Linked DNA regions of Homo sapiens: region 2 is linked to region 1. The links are chromatin loops, found by intact Hi-C in ENCODE. Cell type or tissue: mammary epithelial cell. All regions are shown on one strand. Each heading gives the region's core, and the rest is flanking DNA. Links, peaks and the distances in the headings are about the cores only. Region 1 has its middle 79 kb from the start of LHX8-AS1. Region 2 holds the start of LHX8 (LIM homeobox 8).

The links. A loop is a pair of places that touch in the nucleus more often than their neighbours do. Peaks named below come from ENCODE experiments on the same cell type or tissue, not always from the same donor. Only the 100,000 strongest peaks of a DNase experiment are listed, where the experiment ranks them.
Region 2: it touches region 1 in a loop (2.2-fold over the local background); 1 of 110 quality-filtered maps calls a loop at or near these places.

What each region holds. Positions count from the first base shown.
Region 1 is chr1:75,049,463-75,057,801 of GRCh38, reverse strand. No RefSeq gene overlaps it. Among named protein-coding and RNA genes, the nearest start is that of LHX8-AS1, 79 kb to the left of the region's middle. In mammary epithelial cell, for the core only: a CTCF peak has its summit at 4,411 (motif pointing left); no DNase peak of the experiment used is centred there; H3K27me3 peaks cover 240 bases.
Region 2 is chr1:75,131,202-75,139,540 of GRCh38, reverse strand. LHX8 (LIM homeobox 8) reads right to left here and starts at 5,153. Exons shown (of 9, transcript NM_001256114.2): 1 at 4,587-5,153; 2 at 2,852-2,938; 3 at 2,280-2,441. The coding sequence starts at 2,926. LHX8-AS1 (LHX8 antisense RNA 1) reads left to right here and starts at 6,965. Exons shown (of 2, transcript NR_187397.1): 1 at 6,965-7,187; 2 at 7,588-8,339. RefSeq lists enhancers at 4,336-4,848, 7,006-8,205. In mammary epithelial cell, for the core only: no CTCF peak of the experiment used is centred there; no DNase peak of the experiment used is centred there; H3K4me3 peaks cover 388 bases; H3K27me3 peaks cover 5,514 bases.

The DNA.
Region 1 (8,339 bases), core at 214-8,213:
AAATACCATGGATCTGGTGAATCATAAACTTCACATGACCAGGAAGCATGTACCCATCCTGGATCTGTAAAGGTAATCACAACCAAGTGTGATACATATTACCTCCAAATCCAAGGATATGCCCAAGAGTTTCAGTGTGAAAGTGTAAAGTTCAAAAACTTGTCTTATACATTAGAAAGAATATTCCTAGATGCTACAGAAACTTCACTAATGTGGCAAGTCTCTGAATTTTCATAGGGTTTATTTTACACTGGCATTCATGTGTCTTCTCAAGATGTCTGTAGTACTCTATTTCTTGCTGACTGGGTCCAAATGACATTATGTCTTAAATGTAATGGACCACTGGGATGGTCTATAGATAGGTGATTTGGTTCTCTTTTGACTATATTATGGTAGGTAGCAGGTGAGTTTACATCCCAGAAGTGTACAGTTAAGGGGTACTGTTACGAACACCAATTGAAGGTAAACTGATTCCAATAGTTTTTAGCAATTGGAATTGAGAAAATAGCATTTGTGAGATCGGTAGCTGCACAAGAAGGGTGGAGGGCTATACCTAGTAAAGGTAATACTATTGGAATAGCGATTACAATGGGTTTCACCACCTATTTAAGTTTTCAGTAATTCAAAGGCACCAGGCAAAAGGTGAGTCAAATGGGCATATAATAAAAACATCACTTCTGCATCTTTCAAAACTTCACTGGTGGCATTAATCCCTGCAAATCATCTCCATGGGGATACAATGTTGCTTTCAATTTGCTATTTTGGGAAGTGGGATAGGAACAGTTCCAGGGGCTTCCAATAGGCTTGCCCTATCACATTAATCTTTCCTCCAGGGTCAGGGATCTAAAATACAGATTCTTTGAGTTGCTTGGTATATCTATTGTAATTACACGTTTTGTGAACCAAGGAAATAGTCACAAGACATATCTGTGGGCCCACTGAATTCACTGCAGGACATACTTGGGGCAAGACTCTATTCACCATCTAATTTAAGTCCCTGCTCTGACAATATACCACCTTGACATTGAGTATTCAGAGGTTATCAATTTAGAGCAACTATAAAACCCTCATAAAGCCAGAATAATTATTTTTACCTAATGCATAATCATTTTAGTATATGGTCACAAATCTCTCTGGGGAAGTCTCATAAGAGATTTATAGTAAATACCTATGGCCATGTTGCAGGGTTCTTTCTCAATGTCCTACCCCATAAAATAGGGATTCCAGGTCTGTGAACTGGTGTCTTGGAATTGGGTAAATGGCCACAAATATTTATTGCAGAGACTTGATTTGGATTTCTAATCGCCAACACAGCATTTTCTACATGTCATACAGAACCTTAAAAAGGTTTCATTTATTCAACTAACAAGTTGAATATGTTTATACTTACTGTGATTATTGATACATTTCATTTAATTTCTGCTATCTTATTTTGTAATTGTCACTTCACCATAATTTTTCCTTGCTTGTTTTATTTTTCCATTTTCCTTCTTCCCCTTATTTTTTCTGTTAATTTGAAAATTATACATTTATATCTATTCTTGCAGCGATTACTTAAATGTTTTTAACATCCTTGCTTAAAAAGTCTTAAGATAATATTTTTATCCTCTTCTTAGCTATTTTTAACATGCATCCCTCCTACTTTCCTTACATGTTGTTGCCTAATAGTTGAGTTCCATCTTAATTTTGACCTCCAAAATGAATGTTCCTTTTTTTTTTTCTTTTTTGGTTATAGTCTTTGTTTTTATATGGTTAAAGCTTCTTTAGATTTGCCCACATGTTTACTAGTACTTTAACATTATGGTTTTTGTTAATTCAGTCCCTCTAAGCTTATAGTCTTTCCCCTAACATACATCCTTGAGTGATTCTTTCAGTGAGGCTCTGTTAAATCTCTTAATATTTTTTTCTAAAATATCTTTATTTTATTCTACTAAAGTGATTTAAAAAAATCTAGGTGATGAATTCTAGATTGAAAGTTATCTTTATTCTGCACTTTGTTGTTACTATTTCATTGTCTCCTGACATATTGCTGCTGTTGAGAGGGCTATCAACAGTAAATATTTCCCCTGTATATAATGTTTTTCTACTTTTTAAGATATTATGTTTCTATTTGATTTTTTTGATTTATTACAGTATGTGTGTCTTTTTTATTTATTTATATCATACTCAAGACATCTTGAATTTCATGAGTCTGAGGATATATGTATTTCATTAATACCAGAAAATTCTCCACTATCATATCTTTTAATGTTACCTTCTCGCTACTATTTTCCTCTTCTGGAATTTTGATTAGGATTACTTTGAACCTTCTCACTCCATCCTTCATATCTCTTAAATGCTCTTTGATGTTTTTCAATTTTTAAAAATCTCTGATGCATTATGGATAATTTTCTCAGACCTATCTTCAATTTCATGAATTCTCTCTTTAGCTATAGCTAATTAAGTTTGAAAAATTTAATTGACATTTTTCATGTCTTAAAGTTCTGTTTGCCTCTTTTTCTAACATCTATTTTCATAGTTTTTTAGTTTTAGGATTTTCATCCTTTCTTTCATGTTACTTAAAGATGTTTGTTTTGTCATCTGTTTCAGAATCTTGTTCTATTCTTATGGTTTTAATTATACCTTTTTGGTATCTCTTGATTCTTGCCTATTATGGACTGTTTCCTTGTGATTTTATATTTATTTAATCATGAGCTAGTCTTTAGTGGCTTTAAAATTTTTTTTTAGGGTATCCCATAATGTTTTTGTTTTGGGTGTGCCTCCAGATTGGTTTAGTACTTGCTTCTCCCAGGTGCCTACATGTCGAGACCCACAAATGTTCCCATGGTTTCTGCATATATTTTAGCAAAATGTTGCAGGTTTTGTGTATGTTAATAATTTCTTCCTAGGTCCTGGTATGTTCTTGATCCCTGGGGCATACTGACATTTAACTCTGTTTATGGATATAGTGGCAATGGAAACTGGTTGTGGTGGGTCTTAAGGAAAATAAACGTTCTCTTTCAAGATATGTTCACCAGGTGACATTATCACAGGATTTTGAAGCAAAGGAAGGCTATATTTTTAGATACTAGAGGGCAAGCTACTTCCACTGGTAAGGGAGGACCAGAGTTGTGTGTATTAATAGTGGAGTTTTCAAGACTGTCAGTTTCATCTGGGTCCAACTGGGTATCTTATCCCAAGTTTCTGAATTCCATTCTTTCTTAATCAGTACTGTCATGTAAGAAACTTGGCAAGACTGTCAGTTCAACTATTATAACTCAGAAACTCACACAATTATATTTTGTGTTTTATTTTCAACAATATCCGCCACATGGCTACAGAAATTAGAGATTCTTTTAGGGCTATCATGAAAGCTTTATGGCTCTTAGGCCGTGACTTGAACTGAGAGTTAAAGGATTTGAGCTTGCCGGTATTAAAAAATAGGCATTCAAGTCACACTTAAAAGCTTCTATCCCACGTCACAGTCCTTAATATTATCATTATTGCTATAATGTTCAAGTGCAGGAGCCACTTGGATTTCAAAGCATTTGCTTCAGTTGGTTTTTCATTACAATAAGCGACAAGTGATAGCTTGATTAATTTTGATGCCACTGCATGTCAGAATTAATAGCATCCTATTTCCTTTTGGCAAGGAGCTCAGCACTATGCTGAAGCCCAAGTGCATGACCAAACCAATTCTAAAATCCCAACTTTGTCAGTTTATCTCCTGGATCAGTTGTGATTTTAATTTTATATCAGGCAAAGTCCAATCAGGAGACTGAAATCACATGATAATTTGAACAGGACAATTTTAATATAAAGAGTTATTAGCTATAACTGGGGATTGGAGTAATGAGGAATTGGCTAGAATGGGACAAAGAGATCTCTAAACAGTACTGGAATAGCAGGCATAGAGAGCAGCCACTACCCCTGTGGCTGAGAAAGAGCATCCAAGGAAAAGCCCCTCTATGCCTCTGGGCTGAGATCCAGATCTTGTTGGACAGGGTGCAGTTTACCGAATGGTGGAGGAATTTGCTGAGGTGTTGTGCTGGCAGGACTTGCTGATAATATAGTTTCTGGGTGCTTGAGAAAGCTGTCCGTGGAGCGGTGGTGTGACTCAGAACCTGCTGCAAAGCTTCCCAAAGGATGCTATAGGAAGGCTTCCAACGGGAGGTGCCATACTTCATTGCAAAGCCAAACATTGCTGGCCACCAGGCACTGCTGACCCTCAATTGCTTAAGGAGCTGGGCACTGAAGAAGTTACCTTAGAGGGCAATGAGGGAAGCCATTCACAACGATGTGATGTATGCTACTGGCCTTTGGATGCTACAGAAGTTGCTCATAGTGCAGAAGCCTTCTAAGAGGAGTATACCGGAACTAGATTCATAAACTCTTTCCTTCTTCAGTATCCCTCCAGTGACCTCTGCTGACAAAGTTTAGCACTGTGCTAGCTGGCAAAAGAAATATTTACAGGTTTCTGCTTCATTATTGCAGAGCAGGTAATGAAGAATGGATTTGGAGCTTAGAGGCAATAAATTAATAATTGGAGTATCAACCATTACATATTTATTTCTACTAATTCTGTATTCAGGAAGTAGCCTAAGTTAGAAATTTTGTGGGTATCTTGTTTTACATCTACATATTAATTGCAATAAATACCATTTTAATATGATTTTTATTAATGACCCAGAAACATATCAATCAAATTTATGTATGACTGAAAGCTTGGAGAGCTGGCTAACAGTCCCACAGTGGATGATAAGCACACAGAGGACATTACAATAAACATTTTTTAGATAAATGATTAAGTGAATGGATAACTATATTATTATTTAACATGATCTTAAAAGACTGAGGCCAACTTTTGACATTTGAATAAGTAATAAGATGGAGGGAGGGATGTAGGAAGTTTATATGGCATATCAATTCTTTGAAAAGACAGAACAGTTTCAGGTGACTATCAGCTTAAAATCAGCTAAGTGAAAGGGAAAAAAAGCTGGTTCTAGGTCAAGAGGTCAAGTGAGTTTAACCTTCAGAAGTTCCTCTAGCAAAATGGTAGTGTCTATCTAGAACTATCTTTTGAGGGGCATTATTAGTTTGCTTCAGGTCTCAGTGGAACATAATTTAGTGATTGATTTGTGATGTCTCCTATGAGTGTGGAAGGGAGCTGCTTTACGGGGGCTAATGGCTTCAACCTTACCCACTGTTTAAGTCAACTCCTGGAATATTGTGTTCTATGCTGGATATCACCTTTATGGATTATGTTGAAGTGACTGTTTTTACTGTTTTTAGAATTTGATGAAAGTTATGTACCTTCTCCCAGAAAGATGCACTTGTGCATACATACGTAAATTTTGCATGCAGTTGCAACGGGGTTATGGAATCTAGATTAGGAGTTCTTGGGTTGAATGACATGAGAAAATATACCTGAAATAATAATAACAGGAGCTTCATTTATTGAGCAGTTCTATATGCTAGTGCTCTGCTAGGTAATTTTATATATAATATCTCCTTTGAAATGCCACAACAACTTTGCAAAATGGCTAGTATCACTTCCATTTTGCTATTAAAGTAACTGACGGTGAGAGTCCACAATTTGCTCAAAGTCACGTAGTGGCACATTTGCACTTTCAATCCAGATACCTTCATACAGAACTTATTTTTTCAATTTTCTACAAAGGAATCTGTCTTGTATATAATGTTTAATAAATGTCTGAATGGTAAATAAATGAAAGGCTGGCGTGTGGAAGATGTCTTATTTTGTATTGCTCTGGAAGGAGAAATAAAATGCATTGGTAGAATTCATATAGAATGATATTTTATATATCTATATATGTGTGTGTGTATATATATGTATATATTTAAAACCCTACATTACTAGTTCTTTTGCATTTACCTAACAGTTTTTATCTTTTAAATATCTTGCTTTCACAGATAATCTCACATGACTTTCACCCTTACTCTATGAGGGATATAAGACAGATATAATTACCACTGTTCTATAGATAATGAAGCTCAAACAAAAGGAGGTTGTGATTTGCTCAAGGTCAAGACAGCAAGTTATGATTAGAGCTCCAGGTCTCCTTTTAGATAGCTTATGCAATGCTCCTTCAACCATAGTATTTTCTGCTTCACAGAATGTCTTACTGTGAAGTGAGACATAAGACAATCAAAGATGCATGACTGATATATTTAAGACTGCCTATAGTCTACTTTAGCTGGACAAGTAAATGAAAACATCCATTTAGAAATTCTAAATAAAACAAGTACTATATTAATAATTTGGATTTAGTTCTGCCTGATGCTGAAAAGGAGTTCAGAGATGTACAATTGAACATTCTGACTCTTGGAATTGAAGAACATGATTTTTGAATGTGGGGAAAATTTTCACACCAGGGCCCAGTTGTAAAAAAGAGCTCCAAAGGAGGTTATCTTTGCTTTTTTCTCTCCCTTCCACTACTGTTTCTTCCAAGATTAGCAAAAATTCCTTATTCTTCTTCCTTGTGTTTATCAAGCGCAGGGATTTTCAAGCCACCTTAGCTATGAACTAATTGTACTGCTCATATTAATTATGCTAAGTGTTTTATGTAGAATTTTACAATTTAGAGTAATTTTACATACGTCTATTGATTTGCATGCCACCGCATTTGGTAGACAGACCAGACCTTATTAATTCTTATTTTAGGAATGAAGAAATTAAGGTCCAGAGAGGTTGAAAGATTTCATCTAGTGGTAGAGGAATGATTTCCTCTATGTGGTAGATCCAGGTTTTAAACCCATCAGGTTTTCTGCCTCTCACTAGTAGAAAAAGGTTGAAAATTCAACAGAGTTGAAAGAAGAGATTCCAATAGGTATAAACTGGAAAATAGATGCTAATGTGATTGTTGTATTGTCAGAAGCACTGAAAGCTTTCAGGACAACTTGGATGTATTTTTAAGCTACCTTCAATCTTGCTTTTTAGTGCAGTCTTACTTACTTATTCTGATATAGAGCAATCTGGTTTTCTTTACTTGTGTTCAGAACTTATCTTAGGACAAATAAAGGGGATGAATTGTTCTTACAACAGTTCCAGGTTTTTGGATGGATCCAGAAATTGTTTTCTGAATCTGTCAAGTGCACCCAATGATTGAGATTTTGGCTGAAAGTGCTTTGACAGTTAACTCAAGTGAAACCCTCTGTTCCCTTTCCTCTGCCTGCTTGTGACAAGTCAGACCCCAGCTTACATAGATATGAGTGTTTGTTAAAGCGGGCCAAGAATGGAAACAAAAGGTGGCATTTCTTCAAACTGTTAGAGGCAAACCACACCCTATCCACCTTTTACCTTTCCCCACCCAGCTTTATTGAGGCATGATTGACAAATAAAAATTGTATATATTCATAGTATGCAACATGTTTTGATATATGTAGCTATTGTGAATTGATTATCATAATGAAGCTGATTAACATATTCACCCCTTCACATAGTTCTTGCCTTTTGTATGTGGTGAAAACATTTAAGATACACTCTCTTAGCAAATTTCAAGTATACAAAACAGTATTATTAACTAGAGTCACCATACTGTACATTAGATCTCCAGAACTTATTTATCTTGATTAACTGAAACGTTGTGCCATTTCAGCATCTCCCCAGCCCTTTCATCTCCCAGCCTCTGGCAAGTACCATTCTATTCTCTGTATCTATGAATTTGACTTTTTTAGATTACACATAAAAGTGAGATAATGCAGTATTTGTCTTTCTGTGCCTGGCCTACATCCCTTAGCATATTATTCTCTAGATTCATCTATGTTGTTACAGATGACAGGATTTTCTTCTTTTTTAAGGCAGAATAATATACCATTGTATATATACACTGCATTTTTTTAATCCATTCATCTGTTGGACACTTAGGTTGATTCTGTATCTTGGCTATTGTGAATAATGCTGCAATGAACATGAGAGGGCACATATCTCTTAGAGATATTAATTTTATTTCATTTGGATATATATCCAGAAGTAGGATTAGTGGACCATATAGTAGTTCTATTTTTAATTTGTTTAGGAACATCCATGCTGTTTTCGATAATGGCCGTACTAATTTATATGCCCACCAATAGTATATAAGGGTTCTCTTTTCTCCACATCTTGGCTAACACTTATCTTCTGCTTTTTTATTATTTTATTTTTTAATTTAAGATTGTTATGGGTACATGGTAGGTGTATATATTTATGAGGTACATGAGATTTTCTCATGTAGGCATGCAATGTGAAATAAGCACATCATGAAGAATGGGGTACCCATCTTTTCAAGCATTTATCCATTGATTTGCAAACAATCCAATTACTCTTTCAGTTATTTAAAAATGTAAAGTTATTATTGACT
Region 2 (8,339 bases), core at 47-8,046, 82 kb before region 1:
TATAAAGTTTAGATGAACAGGCTTCCTTTAAAATTCCACTGTTTAGGGCCTTCTGTATTTCAATCTTACCCAGGATTTTGTTTTGTTTTGTTTTTAAAGCTAGGCTTTAGGGGAAGAGCCATGGCCTCTCTCTTACTCCCTCCTAAAGCCAGACCTGGTTGTCACGTTTTTTCAAAGTTCACTTCCCTCCTAAAATGTCTGTTTATCTTCCATTTCTTTGCCAGGGAGTAAAGTAAGGTGAAGAGAGGAGATTCTGGAGACTATAAACCTACTATTAATCTAATCTGTGTATGTCTAAACATACAACTTGGACCAAGCCAGAAAAACTACCCGAAGGACAGAGCACTGAAGTTATTGGACAAGGTAATCAATGCATCTAACTCCTGTCATACTTTTCTAACTCCATTTTATTTGCCTCACAAGATAGTGTTTTTCTATATTAGTTACACCCTAAAATAATATTTCTATACTAGGTCTAACTTTTTTTTTTAAATCAGTGACTCAAGTTAAACTCAAACTTTTCTGCAGGAAGTACTCAAAACGGAAAATAAAGGTTAATAATTCAGTTTTTGTCAATCATATAGTATCAAACTTTAGTTAGAAATTACACACTAAAGAATACAAGAAGTGGTACAATAATACTGTACATGGAAGGCTTCATTGGGAGGACTCCTGCCCTATTACAAAGGAAAGCTTTATGTAACTCACTTAACTTAGATTTTTATGCAATACAAAGATATATAATATATAAATGTATACAAGATTAACACTAGAAACTATTATCTATTTCAGAGGTTGTGTTAAATGTCACTTCATCATAACCCTTCTATATCTTCTCTGCTGTGAAGTGTTAGAGCCTTCATAGGTCTACTCAGAAACATTCTTAAAGATTACGGTAATTATTGAGAGGGCTCATTAAAAATAGGATGCTAGTTTTAACCCAAAAGATGATTTTGCAATATCCAAAATGCTCAGTTTTAGAAACATTGAAAGTGGAATCTTAAGAATGCAGATTTAAAGAGAAAGCCAATGTTAATTTGCCAGCTTTAAGAATCAACCACCAAGTAAGATTAATTTAGTCATTTTTAAATCTTTTTACCAAAACTTCTTCTGGCATTTTCTCTAGGTTTTATCTATAGGGTAGCATTCCCATTTTACAGATGAAGAAGCTTTGTATGTTGAGGTAGAAACTTAAAGAAACCCACTAACACGAATTTTGAACACATACTCTCCATAATTAATCCTTTTGAAAACCTAAGCAGGGTGGGGAGAGAATAGAAAGTGAACTGGTTTGCTACTAATTCAGTGTAGGAGAGACCATTATTTTAAATAGTGGTTTTAAAAAGCTATTTAAGTTGAAACCCCATGATATTCTGATTAAGACACATGGGACCATGATCTGCACTGAGGTGGATAACTGTGGCCTGCCAAAATTTCTACTCCAAAATTCCCCCACAATATTTTAAGAGAAAAGTAAAACAAATTAAGACAATCAACTCTCAAACCACACTTGAAACACTTCTTCCCAGGCTGTGTGTGTCTAACTTTATATCAATTTCCATTTTCTCCCCAAGCACTCAAGATGATGTAACAACAGCATTGAGTGGCCTAGAAGTATTAAACCTTAATAAGAGCAGGAATATATTGAAATGGTTTTTATTTAAATGGACCTATAAACTTTAACTTTGGAAAAGCCTCAGGTAACTGTAAAAAAACATAGGACTGTATTTTTAAAATTTGTCCAGAAAAGATCCTTTAAGCTACTTTACAGTGGCTTTCACCAAAAGAGACACTGCAAAAGGGAATCAGTTAATACATACCAACTTAAAATTCTTCTAAGCAGTCATGGGCGTGGGCGTCACTGGGGTGGAGAGACCACAGTCCGTTTAGAGGGAACAAAGATGTTTAAGAAAGGAATAATTCGGGGCTGGGTGAAAAATAACTAAGCAGGTTTCTGTCTCAGAATGGATAAGGGTTTTTCCACTTCCCTTCCACTACAAGCCAGTGGCTGACTCCAGCGCATCCACACACATCCGGCGCGTCCAGACCAGGATGTGTCACACATTAGCTGTTTTGCAACGACATAGAAGAGTCTGGGATTTCTTCTCACTTTATCCCACCGCATGAGTTGCCCTAAACTGGGCTGATTTTCTGCAAAAGCCTACAACCTTCACCCAGAACTTGAACGGAAAGGTTGGTGGGAGGAACATTACTCTTTTCCCAGAGCTCCCACGCTAAGCCCGCTCCCCTTGGGCCTCGCACCCGAGGCCCTATCCTACCTTGAGAAGGTATTTGTCCACGATCTCCAGGCCGCAACTGTTGCACACACACTTGCCAGGAGGGCAGCCGGAGCCCGAGGCCATGGACCGGGGCGAGGACGACGGGGACAGCGGGGCCGAGGAGGAGCACGAGTCCTCGTCCCCCGCTCCCTCGGGGCTCACCTGCAGGAAACCGCGAGGCGCAGGCGGTTCTAGACCCCTCCTCCCCTTCGCATCCCACCTACCCACAAGGGCGCCCCCACCGCCTCCCCTCCCTTCCCCCTGGCCACCCCACCCCACCCCCAGCTTCTTGAGGTCACGATTCTCGCCCTCTTCCCCGAGTCCAAGCTCTGGCTACGCACCCGCTGGGGCTGCCGACCCCTGACCTATTCGGACCCCAGAAGTCTTGCGGCCCTGCCCTCCTCGCGGGCCAGCTAAGCTTCCCACCCCACCCAGACCCTCTCCGCCCCGTCCTCTGTCTGCTGCAGGAGGGGCCAGCTGGGCCCTGGAAGGAGCGCGGGGACAGCGGCCCTTCGTCCTGCGCCGCCTCCCCACGGCCAGTCTTGCCAGCACGCGAGCCCCTCCGCACTCACCAGTCCCTCTTCCCCGGCGCCTTTGCGAGTCCTCCCGGCCGCCAGGGCTGTAGTCCGCCCGCACTCCTCTGACATGAGCCCCTGACACTGCGGAGTAGGAGGGGGAGAAAGTATGGAGAAACAGATCAGAAGTTCCGAGCGTGCTGCCCGCCCCAGCCTCGGCGCGGGGAGCGAGCTAATGAAGGCCCTCAGAGTGCGGGGCAGCGCGTGCAGCCGTCACGGCGCCTGAGCCCGGGCGCCGCGGGCGGGCTGGCGCGCAGCCTCCTTCGCTGGCCGCTGGCGGCCGCCACCCGAGCGCTGGTAGCTCGTCCCGCGCTCCCCGGGCTCCGGGTCTCCGGCGCTCACCCGGGCACGTCGGTTCCCCGCCCCCCCGCCGGGGATAACAAGTTAATAACAATCATCCCCTCACAAAGCTCTTTCTTTCCAGACGTCAATCATAGCGGAGCGGGGAACACCGGGCTAAAGGGGGTGCGGGGCAGTGGGAGGTGGAGTGCGAGAGAAGAAAAGAGGATTGAGGAGGGGGTGGGAGAAGAAACTAGATTTCTTTAATAACCTCAATTAAAAGAGCAAGACACATATATATTTTAAAAAGGGGGCTTTTTGAATAGGATAGCCCGAAAGGTGAAGAGGTTTAATAGGATACTTGAAAGCTAATTACAGCGGGATTTAAGAAGCCTGGTGTTTGTTCCGATGACAATTTGAATGAAAATGCTTCAGATTAAACCGAGCCAGCAGCTCTTTCGTAAACTTACAGCAATTAGAGTGGCGAGTGATTTACACTCGTTTCTTTAAGGTGTAAATTGCCACTTATTGCTCAGTAAGTCAACATTTGAGCTACTAAAGGATTATTTTTAACCAGCGCAAAAAGCGGGTAGAATAATGGAAAATATCCAGCTGAATTTAATTTGTGCCATTAAAAGAACTCACCCAACCTCTGACAAAATGTTTTAAAGAAACAACGCGCGTTACTCAAGTGTTTCCAAGTATTTGCTGGAGTTTTGTTCTTAAACGAAAACGCAGCGTCCCTGGGCTTAGACCGCTTTCGTTTCCAAAAACTCTAGCTCGGGGGCGGGTGGGTACCCCGAACTCGAGCGGCTCGCACTTCTGCATTTCTGACTGTTCGCCTCCCCTTCTCCCTCCCTCTGGAAGCACCAGGCAAGATACCAACCTGGGGGCCTCCCGGACCGTCGGCCGAGACCCTCCCTTTCTGGGGTGCGCTCCCTACGCGGGACCCAGCGTAGCTGCACTGAGGCCGCGTCCTCACACACAAAGGGCGTTTAAACAGAACAGCTCCGCTTTCGCCTGGTGTCCCCAACCGGCTTCGGAGCAAAGAAATAGTCAGGGGCGCCCCGCGCGCGTCCTGCTGAGGCCCTCAGACAGGCTGCAGATGATTTCAAACTTAAAACACCAAATACCCACAGGTCCTGCCTCCCGAGTGAGGTGAGAGCTTGTCAGCTTCCCCAGTCTACTCAGACAAACCGCGTGACTCGTTTTGTGCCCTGCGGTTTTCTTTTGGCATTTTAGGTAAAATGGCTCTCCCGGCAAGCCCAGGGATCCCGGAGGCCTTTCTGGAGCCCCGCAGAGGGAGGTGTGCCTCAGGGCAGGCAAGTGTCCGCGGGCAGCCGAACGAAACGAGCCAGGTCTCCGGTTCCACCCGACAGCCGCCCAGTCCTCCCGACCCACTCTCCCGGACCGCCACGATCACCACAGCAAATAGAACAAAAGCACGACTCACATGGACCTGAGAGCGCCTTAGGCTCGAGGCTTCATCTCCCAAATTACAGTCTCCATGTCTCAGGTTAAGTGAGCTTTTGGGGAGGGAGTGCAATGATTACTGACTAACGCTACTACGTAATAAAAAAAAAAAATTGCCAGGTCTGAAGATGAGGCCGTTACAGGTAGTTTCTGAACCTTGTTTAGGAGCCCAAACAACTCGAGTTTCAAGGACACTGCGATTCAGCTGGTCTGGCCAGGCGTCGGCTCGCTCACCTTCTCAGGGGGAACTGCCAGCTCCGGCACGTCCTTTGCTACTAGTTTACACACAAACATCTGATCGTTCTTCCAATACATGGCACTGCTAGGGCTGCTTATCACATACCAACTCCAGAGGGTCAGAGGCTGTCCGTGTCTGCCGATCTCCCCCCTCCCCCGCCCCGATCCACTAATAAAAGCTGATGCCGAGAAGGATAATGCTACAAGTGTGTCTTCGTCCAAAGAGGCCGCTGTGGCCTGACCACTTTCTGATGAACCGTTCTTAAAATTCCTTTCCCAGCTTCACTGAGCTCTGAGTGAAGTGAGCACTGAGCTTTTCCTGAGTCCCTCCAGGAAAAGAAAAAAAAAAAAGTTTTGTTTTCCAGAGGGTGGAACCTAATATAAAGGAAGGGGGCGTGTGGGGGAAAGTCTTTCCTGGAGAAATTGCTTCGCCTCTTTCAGGAAAACCCGCCTTCTCTACATGTTAAAATCTTTATCAGAACACGCCAACTGACTTCAGGTTTAGTACTAAAGAAAAAAAAATTGGGGGATGTCCTGTTAACTTGACTTTAAAAAATCTGCTGTCTGCATTTGCCATAACTTTTAAATTCTCGCTCCCCAACCCAAACCTAAACAAAGATTCAGGTTACATCTCTTTCTGCAGCAAGCAGAAGGGGAAGTGGAGGTCTGGGTGACTTGAAAGTTTTAGTCATTCTCTTGAAACTCGCAGCTGTCCGGTGTAGCCGAGGAATGCCACCGCTCCTGGCAGCCTGGGAGCTGACTTATCTAGCAGTTCGCGCTCCCTTTCCGAAAAGTTTTCTCATTAAGATAAAGAAGGAACATCTGAGCAACACAAAAGCTTATGATTTGCGACTAGATTTGAAATCAAGGCTACAAGAAAGACAAAAGTATGTTGCTAATGAGTATTGCTCTTTCATCTCCTAGACAAAATGTAAGCCCGAGCAGCCTTGTCTTCTGCCTCAAGTTCTGACTGCGGGGCGGGGAAGCGGCGGAGGGAGGTATTCAGGGTACCTTAATTTTGATTAAGATTGGAAGGTGTGTTTGTTTAAACAGACTCTTTGTGGTATAAACTTTATTTCATTATTTAGTGTATAAAGACAAATTTGGTTAAAAGATTATTTTTAAATGATTTTTGTTTCCATTTAAAAAGCTAAACTTCTGAAACTAAGAAGATCTAGGAGTCTATTTCTTAAAGGCCTTTAACAGAATCATAGGATTTTGCTTTAATTAGATGGAAATATATATGTAAAACACACACACGCACACACACATATCTTATCTCCTTGCCTTATTTGTATAGAAGAAAAAGAGCGAAATGATCTTGCCCAGACCCCAGCTCGGTCAGCAGCCGGCTAGCGGAGGAGATAGATAGCCTTTCCTGTGATGAAGTGAGCCTGTGTAAGAGTCTGGGACCGAGTTACCACTACAAATTTAGTTTTTCCTCCATTGCATTTTTCTCCCATAAACACTAGAGTCTTCAGAGCATTTTCCTATCGCCATTGTTTTTCTTTTCGCGCAGCTGCGCACAAGTTAATATTAGCCATCCCCCTGCCGGTCCTCTCTGGGAGATCTCGTTTAAATTTACTGAGCGAAGGGAGGAGGACGATATAATTAATCTGTGCCCTCTTAGAAAATTGAAAGATTGGGGTGGACTGACTTTTCAAAAAGCTAACTTGTGCGTGGGAACCAGAAAGACTTGTGTTTTTCATCAAATGCAGAAATCGGTATTGGGGGTGGTGGAGAAATTCACATAATGCATTTTCCATGAAATAGCATCGTTGTGGAGACCGCTCTTCCGAATGGAAAGTCAGAGTCGTGCAGAACATTGGCGCCATCAGGTCGTGTATAGAGCAGGATTTCGTTGAAAGTGGAATTAAACATAAAGGTCCGGTTTGGATATTTAATTACAGTGTGTGTGTGTGTGTGTGTGTGTGTGTGTGTTAGGGTTTAAAGTGAATCTGGGGTACTGTCTGGCTACTATCGAGGAGAATTTATCGCGCGGGTCATTTGGAGATCCAGAGAGAGCTGGAGCTGTGTTAGGGAAGCAGGGCGGGGGTGCGGGCATTTATGCGGTCTTTCCACCCACCCTCGCCTAATCAGGCGGCTCTCAGTCAGGTTTTCAAAATACTAACCTTGATCTAAGAGCGTCTATCTCTGCATAAGTGGAGAAAATGATTCATTTTTAGAGGTTTCTGGGCTTGGGGAAGAAGAATGGTCGTCAGACAGGAGCAGAAGACGTGAAAGATTGGTCTGGCCTCGCTTTACTCCAGGCGCCTTGTGGGATGCTGACCTGTCCCGGGGTGCAGCTGCGCGCACCCCTCCTTGAGCTGTAAGCCTCTGGGCGGTGAGTCAATTTCTATGTCCTGGGCGGTATAAGCCTTTGGCTGGGGGTCGAGTGTGCAAGAAGAGGGGAATGTGTTTGCTATGAATCCCAGGGCTGATCGTCCTGTCGGTCTGGGGTCCAACGACCTTCTGACCTTTTGTCAGGGGTGGGCGTACGAAGGTATAGCTTCTTCCTGGTGGCCCGGTTCCCTGGAGCTCGCGTCACGCCTCTTACCCACGCTCATCCTCGGCTGGGGCAACGGAAAAGTTATCTTCCTACTTTACAGGGGTGCGCTAAAAATCAAAAGAGTTTTTGTTTGTTTGTTTGGTCTTAGTAATGAGGGTTTTTAGCCCAAACGCCAATTGATTCCAATTTTGAACGAAGACTCTGATCAAAAAAACATCATCTTATGTGTCCACAGGTGGAAAAGCAATCGCCTGCGTCGTGACAGTTCCTACCTACTAAATTGAAAATTTGAAAATCAGAGGCGGCAGGCCCACCCAAGGTGTCTACCAACATCCGTGGACCACAGGGCTTTTTGCAAGCCCATGGGAAAGACAGCCTGAGAGACTTCGGAGTGCGTCCTGTCCCAGGCTGTGCCTCTCCTGCTTAAGGGAAGCCTTGAGTGTATCTCCCTAAAAACAGATGGGGGCAGGGAAGGGGTCTAGATCCCGTGGAGCCAGGCCTTGATTGGAGGTCCGGGCTGGAGAGAGGGAACATCAACCCGCCCTGACCCCCACAGCTTCCACTCACCCGAAGAGCTGCCTAATTGGGCTGCGAGCAGCTGCGAAATTTGTAATCGTCTAATGAGCCTTCCGCCTCGGTAATTCTTATCAAAAGGCATAAAACTGATATTTTCACACTCAGCTCGCACTGCAGGCGCCGTTTATAAACATCCTTCATCAGTGGGATGAAATTAAGCCTGCATTGACAGAGGTCTCTGGAACTCGATATTTAAAAGCAATAGATCCGAATTAGCAAATTATAACTTTAAGTAGGGAAAGTCCCCACCAACTTGACTATTGAACCCTTTGCCTCTGAGCTCCTCGGGGTGAGTAACCACACGTTTGAGAGAACTTAACCTGGAGGTTCTGCGGTGCTCAGGCAATCTCCGGAAACTCGGATTCCCGAAACTGCCCCTGCTACGGCTCCTCCCGCCCGCCTTCTAGGGAC